Linked DNA regions of Homo sapiens: region 2 is linked to region 1. The links are chromatin contacts, found by Hi-C or POLR2A ChIA-PET in ENCODE. All regions are on one chromosome and are shown on one strand. The core of a region is the stretch at or near the end of the contact, and the rest is flanking DNA. Distances in the headings are between cores, read along the strand shown. Region 1 overlaps RORA (RAR related orphan receptor A). Region 2 overlaps RORA (RAR related orphan receptor A).

Region 1 (5,055 bases), core at 1,740-4,239:
TGAATTCCCATTGCCTAGTGAGACATGTGTCACTTTTGCTGAATAAAACCCGGGTATGTGAACAATAAAGAGAAACTTAAAAGTGAATGCACTGCTTCAGAAAGACCAGACTTCCAAGCCCCCGAATGGTGGCACCACTGTCCCCCAATACTTTTGTTACTACTTGCCATTTGTTTTGCCCCTTGTTCCTATTTTGAATAAGAACCCATTGCTCTCCAGAAGTAAAAGCAATGTGACCATTTGTTTATTTACTCCCTGCACCAAGACCCAGGGTGATGAGGCTGGATTGCACATGGGGCGTGGGCATCAGAAACTGGAAAGTCTCACCCTGCCCAGCCTGTCTGGCTCGTATGCTTGGGCAAGTCACATAGCTCCTGTGGGACTCCGTTTCCTCACCCAGTGATAATGACCGGCTTCACAGGGTGGCTGCGGAGCTTAATTAAGGATTGAGAAGGAGGCAGAAAATACAAAGTGCAGCATACACGCAAATTTCCCATATTTATTTTTGGGCTCAGTAACCTGTTGGTAGGAGGTGTTTATGACCTGGAAGAGGAGTCTAGCAAGAGATGTAACTAGCTATTCTCATTCCAAAATGGTTCACTTGGTATTGACTGGGAAATGGGCCATGTCATTCTTGCTTTTGTTCGAGTACATTCTGTGGCCCTTCCTGCTAACTTTCTGGGTATAGCTTGCCAACTCTAGGCCTCAGTTTTCTTGTATAAGGACTTTATCTATCTTTCCTTTATGCTCAGATATGCTGTGATGGCTTAAGCTTTTTCCTTAGTGCTTATACCCTTAAGCCGCACTCAGATAGAAGACAGAGGGAAGGCATACACGTTTGTGAGTGACCCCATGGGGTAGTTCCCTGAGCCAGAAAAGACAGAGACTTATGAAGCCCTGCATAGGTGACACCCGAAATCTGCCTGGCTTTGCGGATCCTGGCCTTTCTTCTAAGTGCTTGGAAGACCTTGGCAGATTCAGCCAGCGTTTTGATCACTGCCAGAGCCTGCAGCTTTGTTGCTAATTGTTTGCTGAATGAATTGAGCAAAAGCACAACTGGTCCCAAGGCAGGAGTGAGGAGGTGAGGGAAAGACAGAAAAACAAACCAGAAGAGAGGACTGGGTGACTGCCTTGGAAAATCTTATTATTACTAGTACATTTTTTTGTCTTTTAATCACAAAGGCTGTCTCTGCACTAGGACTAAAGAACCAGAACTGTTCAGAAAGAGAGAAGAGCCCAGCACCTTATACTCAGGAGATACTGAAAAACATCATATAAGGTGTTTACTGTTGAGAGAAAAGTACACATCAGAGGATGCCCATTATTGATATAGAGCCTTCTCTGTATCTGGATGAACGTGACCAGGAAGCCACCCTCAGCCTGCTGCAGCTGTTTTCAGAATCTGTGGGATCACACCCCAGAGGCAGTTGGGTCAGCCGCAGGCATCAGGTGAGGAGGAGGAAGAGTGAGACAGCTATTACAGGCTGCCGGACCAGGTGGCTGTGAAGAGGTGTGGGGACACCAAGGCTTATATAAGGAGGATGGAGAACACAGGCCAAAGGGGAGGCTGTAATGCTGACTTCGATTGGCTAACTTAATATAAGGCAGACTGAGGGAGGAGGAGGAGGGCAGGAGAGAACACGCTTTAGAAAGCATGACGGTGTCTCATTCTGTTTGCAAGTGAGCACGTAGGTGCCTTCCAAATATGATCCTGAAGAAGGTGCAGATAAATGAAAAATTGGATATACAATAAACCACATACCTCTTTATGTTTATATATGAACATATTAAAGAAGGTTGGCTTTAGTAGAGTATGATGCATATTCTAATTATATCAATATTGGATGCATTGTTAGTACCATTTCTCAACTTCATTTAAAAATCACTTTCAGAAAATACAAAAAATAATTCTGAAGATTTTAACCTTAGGTGCCCGTAGATCATTTTCTTAGGAAACTGCAGCTTTTAGAAATGCTGGACATACTTTATCCAAAGCGTTATAACTGGTCTTCCACAAGCCTAGGATAAAGTTTTCCACAGAAACACTACTACAGAAAAATGCCACATGCCATGGATTAAACACTGAAACCAGCTAATCACAACACATGAGAGCAAATGTAGCATGTTCAGAGAAGTACAAATATGTTGAAACATGTCTGTCATGAAATCTGATCTTAACAATCCTCTGAAGACTAGCCTTTTTGCAAAGAGAACTTATGACTAATATACCTCACGGAGGGGGTCTCAGTTTCTAATAGAGTTAATTTTATCTGCTTTGATGATGGAAACGAAAGACACCCTGGAAACATCCTCTTAATTCTAAGCACCATCCACTCTTTTTGAGGGGGGAGAGGGAAGCTTTCAGTAATTCCCAGTGTGTCTTATACTGAATATATAGAAGATGGTAAAGCAGGGCCAGGTAATTCCAACACTTAAACTGCTACTTAACCATCCACATATTAAAGGAGTTTACATGGATTGTCAGCTATGAAAGAGGTTTCTCAATCTATATCCCACTCCACAGTCAACTCTCCTCACAGGTGCTCTTGGCTGTGGGGCACTCATAATCTCAGAAGCCGATAAGGCTGCCAAGTTCAAGTTGCCGTGACTCTGAACACAGTATAATATTCCCATTCCAAGCCATAGCCCGTCACTTTTGTGGCTGTTCAGATGAGGGCCCTTCTTGGTACCACTCTGACTCACATACACTGGCTGAAGTCATGTAGCAGGTGAAGGACTTAAGTGTCACTAAGTTGGTTTCCAGTTGCTTCCAGGAAAAAAAAAAAAAATCCCCGGCATATAAGATTCTTGCTCCTGACACCTGGCACTTTCTCCTTGTGTTCATGGCTGCAGACAGAAGATCTGGCCATTACTGTTTTGGCTTCAAGTGCTGCCTCCCACACACATATTGAGGGGCTCTGCAACAAACAGAAACCTAGGGACACTGACATTTTGGAGGCAGGGTGTAGAAAAAAACACTGTATGTGTATCTGAAAACTCTGCCATGCATGTCAGCCCTGACACGCCACTTCCTAGCTCTTCTAACGTCAGAACATTCTGTGTTAGGAGTTGCTAATCAGTCCAATATCATATGTAGTTTAACGGTGTTGAAACACATTTGCCAGAAAGGAGGCCAAAAGGAAGGGCCCCTCTACTGCTATCTTCTGCAAAAGATCTGATCACTTGTGACTGCAGCCCCTCACTTTGCCCCCAGGTGTTTTCTCCCTGTGTTGTTCTTGGGCGTGTTTAATTTGGATTGAGCATCCATGGAGCTGTGTAAACATTGAGGTCCCATGAATATTGCAATATTAAACAGCAGTGGTAATTACCAATAGACCCCTCAAAAAGCAATCGAATAGCAAACTCACCTTAACTTGGCCTTTGTATCTCTGGCAACGGAAAGCTCAAAATGCAGTTCTGTCATTTTTGCACAGTCATTTACCTTGACACCCTCCCTCTGCCGTGGAATCAAATCTCCATGTATAAAAATAAACCTAGAAACTTTCTGTTCACACGTTTTGAGGTATGTGCACCAAATGACACACTTTGGGAGGTAAGCACGAGTCATGGTAACTGACCACATCCTTTATCTTTTCATCCTAAGACTTAGCAGAACTTTATCTTTACAATAAAATGGCCTTTAGAAGTGGGTATCACCAACTTCAGAATGTGAACATCGTTACTGAGAAAAAGCATTTTCCTTTTAAACAGAAACCAACAGCCATGCATTAAAAGGCCTGAGGAAAAAAAAAAAAGTGGAGCTACCACAAAACAAACAAATATTCAGCTTGGTTTCAGGAAGCTTAGAGAGGATCAAACAAGGCTTTCTCTATTGAAGTTGTTCGAGAACATTTATGGTTATTTCAGCTTCAGTTTCTATTTACGCTGCTGGCTTTTATGCCTCGACCTCAGGAGGGCATTCCAACTTCAGGTTAACTCACAAGTAGCTTCAGAAAAGTTGGCCTGAAAATCCCACCCCCAGAGTGGGGGAGGGGAAAGCACGATGGTTCACATTGGTTTCCAAACACCTTTCAAACCACTGCTTTGGCCTTGAGTCGAGGATATCTCAAAAATTGGGGAGAGAAATTCCACGGAGAGAGGGTGAGAAAGGTTTCTCATGGTGTGAACATTCATATAGGGAGACTGTCTCTTCCTGCGGGATGAAACCAGGAGAAGAGAGCACCAATTTGCGGAGCCCTCGTGAAGGTTTCCACTCAGGAGTTTGCAATTTTCTGTTGGTCCCTAGGGAGGAAGATTTAGTACATGGTTGAATTTCCAAGCAAATTAACTTCCAGAATAAAGGAGGAACTATGCCAACCCTTTGCAAACAATATTTTTGTTTTATAAATCTATTTAGTTTTCAATTCTTCGTGCCATTTATCCTCATAACCATGTTTTGGTTGGTATTTTTAATCCCCTTTTGATGGATTAGGAAATTGAGGTTTAGAGATTAAGAAACAAGCCCAAAGTTATACAATAAATACATAGAAAAGCTAAGATTCAAACCCGGGTCCTTTTGCCTCTAATGTCCGAGTCCCTTCCAATACGCCACACAGCCCCTGACCACTCCCTTCCGTTAACAATGCATATTGTCAGCGGTGGAAAGAGGAAGAAACTTTTGGAGTAGAATACTGAACAGTTTTGATTAGGGAGCGGATGTGAGGCAGAGGAAATATTATCACTTTGGTGGTTGTTACTATGTCCCCATCCTTTCATGGAAACATATGGAAGTTTTCTCTTAAACGTACATGTCAGAACTTGCCGGTGAAATTTAAGTGACACCCTGCATATGGTGCAAGTTCATCTCCGAGAAGCAAGAGATGAAAAAGCCGCTGTTTCCAGATGTATCAAATCTCATATAAATACCACACGTTGCTTGCCTCTGGAGAAGGTCTCAGTAAGGTTTGTCCAGATTTCAACATAGAGTATTCCTATTTACATATGTCCCGCTGCATACATACTTAGCTATGTCAATATCCACTTGGCATACTCTGGAGCTTAGAAAAAGTTTCCTGCCGAAGCTGAACAGCTTCCCTTGATTGCTCCTTTGCAAAC
Region 2 (5,110 bases), core at 190-2,689, 400 kb after region 1:
CCACAGCCAACCTCATTTGTGTACATGCCGTCCATGGCTGCTTTCACACTGCAGCCGCAGCGATGAGTCATGAGACACGCACCCGTGGCTCACAAAGTCTAAAATATTTACTCTTTGGCCCTTTACGGAAAACGTGTACAAACTTTGTCCTCTGAAATATAGTTTGGGAACCTACTTCACTCATGATATCAATAATTCTAAAAAATTTCAAACAATTTTTAAAGTCAACATTGAGAAGTTTTCCATGGTTAGAATTTAATAATTACAGTCAATAACTCTCTTAAAGCATCGTGACAATAAAGTAGAAGGACACTGTGTAATTCTATATGGTCTCTGTCTTCAGGGAGCTCCCAAGCTAGTTTGTGAAAAAGAGAACTCAAGGCACAAACAACTGGGGGGCAAGAGATGTTCTAAACACTAAGAGGAGGCAATATGGCATAGTAGAAAGAATGCAAGCATGTGTAAGAGTAAAACATACACAGGGCGCAGAGTCACAAGAGTCAGGGGTTGGTCTTGGCTGTGATACCTTCTCCTGCGATAAGAGTAAGACCTGCTTTATTGAGCACTTACTATGTGCCAGGCACCATCCCAGTTGCTTTCCATGAAGGATTGCTCTTTAATTCTTATCATAATGAATAGGTACTATTATTATCCCAGTTTATGGGTGAGGAAACCAAGTCTTAGGTTGACTAACTTATTAAAATAAAGCACATACCTAGTAGGTGGTGAACAAGAGCCAAAACAAGTCTGTTGGTCAGCTAACCACCACGTTATAGTGGCTGCTGCTTAGGGGCAGCATATATCCTCTGCATTTCCCCAGAGGTGACAGAAGTAGTGGAGAGGGTAGTGCTCTCTAGGCTCTGACACACAGCCCATGTTTGCTGACTCAACAACCACACAACGTAATGCTATGGCACCTCAGGTGGCAGGGAGGGTATCGTGGGCTGGACTGATCTTCAGAAGGCTGCATCTGAGCAGGGTGTGGAAGGATGGCAGAAGGAAGAGGGGAGTGAGGCACTCAGGGTAGACAGAAGGTGATACTGCCACATCCTCCACTCAGAAGGAATCTGGAAGGTTTTGACAAATATGTACATTTTGGAGTGGGAACAGCAGAAAGTAGGGGCTGGCTACCTACTTTCCACTACCCCTATCCCCACTCCCCCTAGGGGGTGAGGCAGAGATAAGCACGCTTTGTGGGGCACACTGATCCACAAACTTGCAAGCCTGAGCTCCACTCAGCAGCAGCCTGGGCAGGATGAATGGTGGTGTGCAGGTGTTTGCGGCATGCATAGCTTCTCTTTCTCCTAGAGTCAATCCAGTGATCCCCTGCGAAAAGAATCCTCCACTTGACCTGAATGCTCTGTATTGGCACCTTCTGGACAGGAATCCTATCGGGTATTTCATCAAAGCATCCCACAGCAGTTTTAAGTGTGGCTCCATGAGAGTAAGACACCAGGACAGCTGTGCCACCTAGTGATGCTTGCCTGTACTGTCTGCATCCCAGAGAGTGGGAGAGGCTTCGGAAAGGACTGGTATTTGCTATTTTTGGCCAACACTTCTACATGCAAAGGAATCTGAAGTCTCCGCCTGGGCTTCAAAACATTTCTTGTGGCCTCACTGACCATTCCCGTGAGCCTCAGGGGACATGAGTGTCTTCAAGCTAAGAGGGAGCAGTCCAACTCTGCAGCACGAATTACCAAGGAACATACAACAGACACTTCCCCTCCTCCATTTCTGCCTTTCAGCAGAAAGGGAGGGTGCACCTCCTCTTACATCCTATTGTGGCTGCAATAACCTGCTTGCTTTCTTGTGCAGCCTGGAAGTCTTATGCACACAGCACCTGCTGCTTTCTAAACTAAATAGAAATGCTATCGTCTGCAGTCAGAAACAGAAAAGACAGAGGATGCCTGGTGAGGATCTGTCCTACATCCCAGAGTGCAAGAGTTAAAGGTGCTAACCATTAGTGTTATGTGGGTGCAGCTTATGCACACAGAGAATGATCAGTGTTTTCATTTAATAGGAACTCTCCTCCACTCCCAAACACAGCAGTGGAGGGAAAGGCCTTTTAAGCCTTATTAAGGTTGAGGAAAAACTCTGGTGAAATTATACTACATATTTTTGTTTCTTTCTCTATTTCAGATTCCTTGCAAGAGGTCCACTGGAAAGCTAGAATTCTAGAAGTCAGGATGGGAAAGCCTCATACGTAATGCTTTTGCTCCTTTGAATTACAGTTAACTCCAGTGGTGCCACTGACACTGCTTTCGCGTAGTGGTTCTAGTATCGTACGATGCTGATACAAGTAAGCTATGGCTATGTGTTTTCCGTAAGAAAGGAAAACATCACTCCAGGAGAGAAATGGAGGATGAATGATATTTATCAGATTGTAGCTTCTGAAAATGGATTTGCTTTACCAGATCAAAGACAGCCTGTTTCTACACATCACCAATTCTGTGGGAAACATTCCAGATATTCTGAGAGCGCATTTTGAGACTGAGTAGTTGGTTCCCTCACTGACTGTTTCTACTGTAAGTAATAGTATATTTCCATGCACTCTTGATTGGTATTATACAGTTCATCAATAAGACAAAAGCAGAAAAGAGGTACAAAGAGACCAACAGGGAAGAAAGACGCGAAGATGAAAACTTCAGCAGCATGCCACGTACAGTTGGCTTGGATGTACCCTGCACAAAAGTGTCCAGCCTGTACCTCGCTGACCTAGCTGTTCGCCGGTACAAGATTAAGGAAGTGACAGCTTTTCCTAATTCACTGAAAGTGCTTTGGGACTAAATTGTAGCACAGTATAAGTAAAGTATCCTAAGGGGAAAAGAAAACTCCATATTCATGATCCTTAATCTATTTTATTGATTAAAGATTTAGCCAAATACATCACTCCTGCTTTTGTCCCTGTAACAACCAATGCTGTGTTATCAGGAAGAGATAAAACCAGACCTGATCGGAGCTACTCAATCACTTGGTCCTGAATCACTCGCTTTTCACCCAAAGTCAACAGTCTTGATTCCTCATATTTTAAGGTGTTCATTGTAATGTACTGTTACTGTTTGCATACAGCTGTCAGCTGCAAAAACATTTTTTTTTTTGAACACAAAAATCAGGCTTTTGCCCCCCAACACCCACCCCCTTCCCGGGAGACTCCATGGTAGCCTACTGACTCACACTGACAAAAAGGACAAAGGCCCTGGGTTGTCTCTGCCGCCTGCCTGTCCAGATGTAATTAGGCCTCACACAGGTAACCCCTTGGGCAGCAGAGAAAGCTCAGCGAGAAGGCACGGGGTTGTGAATACAGTTTCACGATGATTTCCATGGCTGCCATGAAGGCTCTGATCAGCTACAAATGGGCAGATGCCAGGATGACCCTCCTGATTTCCTGGTCCCTCCTGGACCTGGATCTGGATCTGGATCTGGTGTCCAGGGAAGAGCAAAGACCAGGAGAAAGAGGTAGAATCCCAGCAACAAAGCCTGGGTATGCGGTCTTTGAGAATGCCTCAAGAAAACAAATTCTTGCTTCTCCCTTTTCAAGGGGCTACAGGGAGACGACACAGCTGATGGGTATTTTTGTAGCCAGATATCAAGTAGTGTTAACGTTGGGCATAGGTTCAAACAAATGTGCTCCGTTAAGAATCTACACAGCATGAAGAGTGTTTAGACTTCATGATATATATATATATAAACATTCTTCAGGGAGGGTTTCCTTCAGAAAATTCAATACTCAAGGAAAAGGAGTTAGGGACAGTTTATTTTGGTTATTTTCTTTGTTTGTTTTCTCCAAAGCTATTTCTTGAAAAAGGAATCCTTTCAAAGTAAATAAAGGAATCCTTTCAAAGTAAAATAGACTACATTACATTTTTATCCCAAAGCTGCTGGGTGGTAGGTGTGACTTGGAAAACTGTAGTTTGTTTCAAGCAAATCCACTTGGATTGAGCATGAAGGAAAATAAAATTAAAGGATGATGACGAATAAATGGAAATGTTTAAGGATCACTTTGGCCAGCATCTTCATACTTAATTGTTGCTTTTACATGTATGTAGTTTTTCCTGAACACAAGAGGAAACGTATGGTAATGTGAGGAACAGAAAGAATAAGATGGGAAACTAAACATTTGAAAAGAACTTTCATTTTCTGAAAAAAAAAAAAAATGTTCTCCCATAGATGCAACAGAATTAATCTTCATTAGTTAGCACAGCTATACTCTTCTTCTTAAATGTCTCAAATGATACTGTGACTTCCCTTAGAGAGGAGGAAATCAGAGGACAGCAGGAATAATTAAGACAGTAGGGCTAGGGGCATAGCAACAGGATTGGAACCCAAAGCCCCTGGATTTCTCATCCTCACTGAGGCACAAGAAACATCAGGCCTTTTGATTTAGGCTCCAAGCAATAATTAGCATCTAATAAGGTCCCTTCAATGAGGATTTTTACATTTATTTCCTATCACTAGTATATTATTTTAGATACTCTAATTACTTTTGAGGTGCTGGTGGTATATGAATAATATAGGTAAATGACACTACGAGACAAGGCACTGTTTGTAAATGGCCAAATTCTTTGGGCTGTACTAATCAAACAATGGTTGACTCTCCCTTTAACTTTCATCATGCATTTAAAACAGTTTTTTTTTGTTTTTTGTTTTTTGTTTTTTTTTTTTTTGGTGGGGGAGCAGTGAGGCAGCGTCTCACTCTGTTGCCCAGGCTGGAGTGCAGGGGTGAGATCACGGCTCCGTGTAGCTTCCACCTCCTGAGCTCAATCAATCCTCCCACCTCAGCTTCCTGAATAGCTGGGACTACAGGTGCACACCACCACGTCTGGCTAATTTTTGTATTTTTAGTAGAGACAGGGTTTCACTATGTTGCCCAGACTGGTCTCGAACTCCTGGGCTCAAGGGATCCACCTGCCTTGGCTTCCCAAAGTGCTGGGATTATAGGTGTGAGCCACCGTGCCCGGCCTAAAACACAGTCTTGAACTTATCTGGTTAAGTACAAGGTGCTAAAGGTGCCACTTGACCATCCTAAGCCTCCTCTTCTTTTCCCCATTTCTCACTTTTTAAAAATTCGAATTTATTTTTTGGTGTAAAGCTTAATAGCATGGGTTTTAAC

The links. A loop is a pair of places that touch in the nucleus more often than their neighbours do. ChIA-PET counts read pairs that join two places held with the same protein, here RNA polymerase II (POLR2A). Pooled maps may share reads with other maps.
Region 2: a loop to region 1 is called in a pooled map, with 2.2 times the contacts of the local background. The contact joins two enhancer-like sites. A Hi-C loop is called at or near these places in 5 of 50 pooled maps. POLR2A ChIA-PET finds 5 or more read pairs at or near these places in 2 of 52 experiments (T-cell and activated CD4-positive, alpha-beta T cell).

The regions. Positions count from the first base shown.
Region 1 is chr15:60,646,467-60,651,521 of GRCh38, forward strand. All of the region lies in intron 2 of RORA (RAR related orphan receptor A), which reads right to left. It overlaps LOC105370846 (a long non-coding RNA gene), which reads left to right. Exons shown (of 5, transcript XR_007064663.1): 5 at 1,183-5,055. Among named protein-coding and RNA genes, the nearest start is that of RORA-AS2, 33 kb to the right of the region's middle. RefSeq lists an enhancer at 3,675-4,176. Within about 2 kb of position 2,990, at least 4 of the 41 ENCODE cell types and tissues checked have a DNase peak (open chromatin) inside an H3K27ac peak, as active enhancers do.
Region 2 is chr15:61,050,177-61,055,286 of GRCh38, forward strand. All of the region lies in intron 1 of RORA (RAR related orphan receptor A), which reads right to left. All of the region lies in intron 1 of LOC107984805 (a long non-coding RNA gene), which reads right to left. Among named protein-coding and RNA genes, the nearest start is that of RORA, 180 kb to the right of the region's middle. Within about 2 kb of position 1,440, at least 2 of the 41 ENCODE cell types and tissues checked have a DNase peak (open chromatin) inside an H3K27ac peak, as active enhancers do.